Regions from separate parts of the Homo sapiens genome. Here region 2 is linked to region 1. Evidence: chromatin contacts called from ENCODE Hi-C or POLR2A ChIA-PET data. All regions are on one chromosome and are shown on one strand. The core of a region is the stretch at or near the end of the contact, and the rest is flanking DNA. Distances in the headings are between cores, read along the strand shown.

Evidence for each region. A loop is a pair of places that touch in the nucleus more often than their neighbours do. ChIA-PET counts read pairs that join two places held with the same protein, here RNA polymerase II (POLR2A). Pooled maps may share reads with other maps.
Region 2: a loop to region 1 is called in a pooled map, with 4 times the contacts of the local background. The contact joins two enhancer-like sites. A Hi-C loop is called at or near these places in 3 of 168 maps with a recorded cell type or tissue (MCF 10A, mammary epithelial cell and sigmoid colon), 1 of 37 single-sample maps with no recorded cell type and 3 of 50 pooled maps. POLR2A ChIA-PET finds 5 or more read pairs at or near these places in 4 of 52 experiments (AG04449, AG04450, PC-3 and 1 more).

The regions. Positions count from the first base shown.
Region 1 is chr2:19,607,051-19,609,750 of GRCh38, reverse strand. No RefSeq gene overlaps it. Among named protein-coding and RNA genes, the nearest start is that of LINC01808, 140 kb to the right of the region's middle. Within about 2 kb of position 1,395, at least 2 of the 41 ENCODE cell types and tissues checked have a DNase peak (open chromatin) inside an H3K27ac peak, as active enhancers do; they include PC-3, where a contact is called at or near this core.
Region 2 is chr2:19,647,390-19,650,089 of GRCh38, reverse strand. The region is part of intron 2 of LOC124905977; the gene reads left to right. Among named protein-coding and RNA genes, the nearest start is that of LINC01808, 180 kb to the right of the region's middle. Within about 2 kb of position 1,334, at least 4 of the 41 ENCODE cell types and tissues checked have a DNase peak (open chromatin) inside an H3K27ac peak, as active enhancers do; they include PC-3, where a contact is called at or near this core.

The DNA of each region.
Region 1 (2,700 bases), core at 146-2,645:
GGTAGAATGAGTGAGGAAAGCAGTGGGCCAAAGAGAAGGTTGGAAAACACAAACAGGTAAAGGCTGGGCAGAAGAGGAGAAGTCCAGGGATGGGCCTGGGAACGAGTAGCCAGAGACATGGGAGGGGAAGAGGAAAGAGAATGAGTGGAATAAAAATGGGAAGAACTTGGGGCATCTTGGCTGCCAAAGAGCTCTTGTCTTCCATTCAGGTGGCCGAGCTGGCACTCAAGGCTGGAGTGGCTTCCAATGCTAGGGGAGCAAAGGCCTCGTGCAAGCGTGCTGCCATGGCGCCAGAAGCAGAGAGCAGGTCTGGTCCTAAAGCCAACATTCCCTGCTCCCCACGGGAAGGTGAACTCTGTCCAGCTTGTTCCAAGCACAGTCTCTACTGTTTGTTCACACTCAGAATACTTTTGCTAAAGCTCTGCAAAGCACTTGGATGATGCAAATCACCACTCTTTGCAAAGCACTACACCAAGGCTGGCTACTTTTACTTCAAGCTGCCTGAACATAATTGTGTCTGGGAAGTGCTCCTATTCCTGTCTGTCATCAGCACCTTTGGATTCAAAGTTGATCAAACTGTTCACCTCAATCTTTGCAATTTATATGTTTTTAAAGCCCTGGAGGTTGTGGGTATGGTTAACTGAACACTTCGATGAGTGTCAGATCCTTGCCATTTTTGACACCTTCTGAACATCTTGAAGCTGTTGTACAGACAAATCCTCAATTTATTTTGGACCACACTCTGGGATGGAATTGTTATGAGAGGTGTATTGGGAATATTTTTGTTGAATATTTTTAGAAATCTTGCATTCTTTAAAGGCATTCTTATCTTCATGAGATTCTACTAAAAAACCTGTTTGTGGGAGACACACAGTGGAATTTAAGAAAGAAAAGTGAAGGGTTCCTTTGGGGAAGGGGACAGTCATGTTGACTTAGAAAGCAATCACACTGCTGGCAAATGTATGGGATTCTGAAAGCTTACAGAAAGGGAATCTCCTAATAGACTAAGCTAGGCTTAGTGGGTTATCTGTGAACATTATGCAATATTTTCATGGGGTGAATTGGAGGAGAGGGAAGTAGGAAGAAGAGAAGGAGGAGAAAGTGGGAGGCAGAACAAAGAGGCAGACATTTCATTCCAACAGCCAAGGACTTGCACACTGGAAACAGTGACCCTGAAGTGCGCATCAGACTGTTGGCTCACAGGAGAGGCATGGCAGGACCCTTTCTTCTCTTTCCCAGTCACCCCCAACATTATTTGACTCATCCTTCTGGACATATTTCTAGCTGTACCTCTGAACTCTGAATGTTCCCCAAGCTCATTGCAATGCACAAGTGAAAATTATTCATATGTTTGGAGGTTACACAAAGCTGAAAATGCTGTCAGAAGTAAAGGGATACAGTTACACAATCAGGCCGATCTGTTATGAGAAAAGGACAGCTTTGCTGGTAACAGCCTAATGGCTAAGTGCTGAAGACAGGTAAAGCAAGATGAGGAGTCCCTTCTGGTCATCTTCAGGGTAGAGACAGTTGTCGTGAGCAGATGCTTAAGAGGATGCACATCAATCAAGGCAAGTGTCACAGAGCTGGATGCCAGCCACCCAGCTGGTTGCATGGAATCTTCAGAGATGACTCAGGGTATGCAAAATCAAAAGCAATGGAAGGAGAACAGACAGCAAAGTGCCAATACACTTTAAGACCAGGACGAGGCTGGGTTGCTCAGGGTCAGGGCAATGGATAGTGAGTCAGAATCTTGGGACCTCTCATCCTGTTTCTGCAAGGATCAAAGCAAGTGATGTTCTGTCTCACTCAAGTCACATAGCGAACTTCTCTTTACAAAAGAGGACTTGTAAATCTTCCTCCAAAGCATAAGTCAATGAATCTTTGGATGTTCCAGGAAACTTAACTGCTGAAGGGTGCTTGTGTTGATATAACTTAAGAGAAGGACTGGCTTTGCCACAGGGAGGCTCAGTGGTGTCCTCTACTGTGTGGTTGGGGGTGCTTAGAAGGTCTCCTATATGCAAGAATCTTTTTCACTATACCAGACATTCCACCATTGCAGTTAATTCCTTTGGACAAAATGTTACTGCCTAGAGCTACATCTCTTAAAGTACAGTATCCTGGGAAAGAGGTAAAGCCAGAATGTCTGCGCATACCAATGACATCCTTTCTCTCCGAGTCATTGTGAGACTTCTGGATAGTTGGAGAGGGGAAGGACGAAGGTTATGGAAGAGAAGCACGTGGTAGGAAGAGGGGAGGCTCTTGCACCTTCTGGAAGTCTTCAGAGAATTAAGAGCCTCAAACTCCAAAAGACATCTAATGAAATAAAAATTATTCGTCTTGGAACTTCTTTTTTTTAGGTTTCTGATCACATTTCAGGGTTTTGAGTACACAGAGTCATTGGCTTTCAGAGTTGCTGACAGTATTATGTTCCGTTAGAGCATGGCATCAGCCACCCCAGGGGCGAAACCCCATACCCACCACTTCTGTCTGTCTGTGACCATTTTTAACCACTCCAAGCTTCTGATTTCTCATTTCTAAAGTGCGGATAGTGATACTTACCTCCCAGATTTTCTATGAGTTTAATATAAAATACTAGATAATGAAAGCCCTAGTACACTCCCTTGAAAAATTTGTAAGAATGCTATAAAATGCAGAGTGTTCCACTTTGTGCAGGAAACCTTTTTTCAGCTCCCAAACTCC
Region 2 (2,700 bases), core at 85-2,584, 40 kb before region 1:
TCTTCTGTGTTTCTTTATCCCGTTCCAGGATGAGTCAAATGTTCTTACCAGCATGTATTGCAGAATCACCGAGCCTGGAATTGGAAAGCACTTGCCCTCCCTATCTGTAAGGAACTTCCTGGGCTTGCTCACCATCACCACAAATTGTTGATGTAACACTCATTCTCGGCAGATACTGAGTACTAAATATGCTAACTGGTTTCAGCTGACCTTTGCTCTAGATTCAAAAGAAAGGAATGGTGACCCATTTTTCCCACATGGAAGTAAATAGCTGAGTGTATTTTATGCCCAGGTGTTTGCCATATAGCTTGATAGAAAACCATGTCCTGGAAAACTATAAGCCAATCTAACTTATAGAAATAAACGGAGTGAGAATCATTATTTTTTATTGGTACCACTTAATGTAAAGAAAATGCACATTTTCCAAAAATATGGAAAAAACATTGCGTTTGCCTTATTGGGTCCAAATGTTAGGTTTAAATTATTTTACTATGCAAAGTTTCTTTCATATCTTGGCAGTAGTGATTTCCATTTTTATTCCTTTGGTATCCATAATCTTATGAGAATCAAAAACATATGCTTTGAGATCACTGGATAGCTCCTCCTCCAACATGTAAAAAAATGCATGGGGAAGGTTATTGCTCTGGTAGCAAAAATACCAGGAACGCTATGGGAGAAAATTATGAGGACATCTAGGCTGGATGGGAAAGAGGTTCAAAGGTGCATTCTGGTTTTCATGCTTTTGATTTGCAAGTCATTAGACTGGAAGAGCCTCTGCCTCCTGCTGACTGCCACTAGGAATGAAATTTTTTCTTGCCTATTAGGGGATGCTTATTCAATGACTCCAGGTTTGTAGTATGTGAGGAGAATGAGAGGACTGGATTCTCCAGTGCTTCTTGAGATGGGGCACTTGTTGTCTGGAGGACTGGGCTAAAAGTAGATGGACTTCTGGCATTCCTTTGTCTGCAGGAGGAGGGGGCATTTGGCAGAGTAGGAGATGTATCATGGGGGTTTCAATCTCAGGAATTTTAGGCTCACAGAGATCAGGATAAGTCAATAAAAAGATTGAGTGCTTTACGTTCTTGCCTGAAAAAGTAATTATTAGAGAACAAATTTTGAGAACAGTCAGATATTAAGGGAAGGGAAGGTGAGAAGGTATGTGGAGAAGAAGAGAAAGGGCAGATGGAGGCTCAGCATCCCCCAGGGGTAGGATGTCAAGGGTTCGTGTTGGCCTTGCCCATGCACTGGGCTGTAGTCCAGCTGTTATGTCAGCAGGTTACACAGTGCTTCAGGGATCCTCACTCAGCCAGCCTCATTTTGCAATGTTTTAAATCCTTTTACTGGGAAGTGATGATTCAGTGCAATGTCATAGGGATCCCAGTGTAGGGTGGGAGCAAACTGACATGGTGCTACATTTCAGACCCTAGGTGTACCCAGAGAGATAAAAGATATGATTCTAATGCTATCAGTTTGAGTTTTGTCTGCCTCCAGAACAGAATGTACCATCTGTAGAGGTGACTGGACTTAGACTCAGAGCTGGGCAAACTTTAAGGCCTCTATACAACAAGCATGGTGGTCGAACACCTGTAAAGAAGTGGCTTCGGTCGGGCGCGGTGGCTCACGCCTGTAATCCCAGCACTTTGGGAGGCCGAAGCAGGCGGATCACAAGGTCAGGAGATCGACACTGTCCTGGCTAATGTGGTGAAACCCCGTCTCTACTAAAAATATAAAAAATTAGCCGGGCATGGTGGCAGGCACCTGTAATCCCAGCTACTTGGGAGGCTGAGGCAGGACAATCGCTTGAACTCAGGAGGTGGAGGTTGCAGTGAGCTGAGATTGCACCACTGCACTCCAGCCTGGGTGACAGAGCGAGACCAGGTCTCAAAAAAAAAAAAAAGAAGTGGCTTCATAGGCCTCACCTGTTGTTGGGGATGTAACTCGGAGGACTGAGCTGGCTCACAATTTTGCTTATTCCTTGTTCCAGGAGTAGCCCACGAGAGCCCTAAAAGCATTGGATTCAGAGCAAAGGGCTCAACTAGAGTTTTTGGATCCCATTGATTTTAGTGGGTTCATAAACTCTATTTGTGGAATATTATACACAGATCTGTGTATTCCGGAGATACAGAACTTTCATAAAATGCCATACACATTTTTGACTCCAAAAAAAAAAAAAGGCTAAAAATCTCTAAAATGGGGAATTCTCTACTTTTGGTGAAAATGGAGTAGTGATTACTATTAGTTAGAATCTTGTTTTTCTCAGAAGCCAGGGCTGGAGATGTTCCTCCAACTGTGCCTGCTTTTCCCATTCTGTCTTTCTCTCATCCCCCACTGCAGAGTTGGTGGCACCGGGACCTGAAGTCTTCTATCTCTTTTCCTTCATGTGCTACTCTCACTTCCCTAGCCAGGATGTGGGGTTGGTAAAAACAGGTCCCTTCTACCTGACGCTTGTAACTCGAGGCCCAGCCCTGAAGATCTGAGTTCTGGAGACTAGAGTTTCATGGCGATTGTTAAGGTGATTGTTGCAGGATTTTCAATGCCCTTCAAATCTGCTGCTCCTTCTCTTTCTGATTCAAACCCAGGGACTGTCCAGTGCAATGGCTCCAGACAATAGGAGCCTGTGATTTTGTTTCTCCAGTGATATTTGCTGATAGTTTCTGTGGTCTGCAGGTCTCTTTTGATGGGTAAGTGAGCTTACTTTTC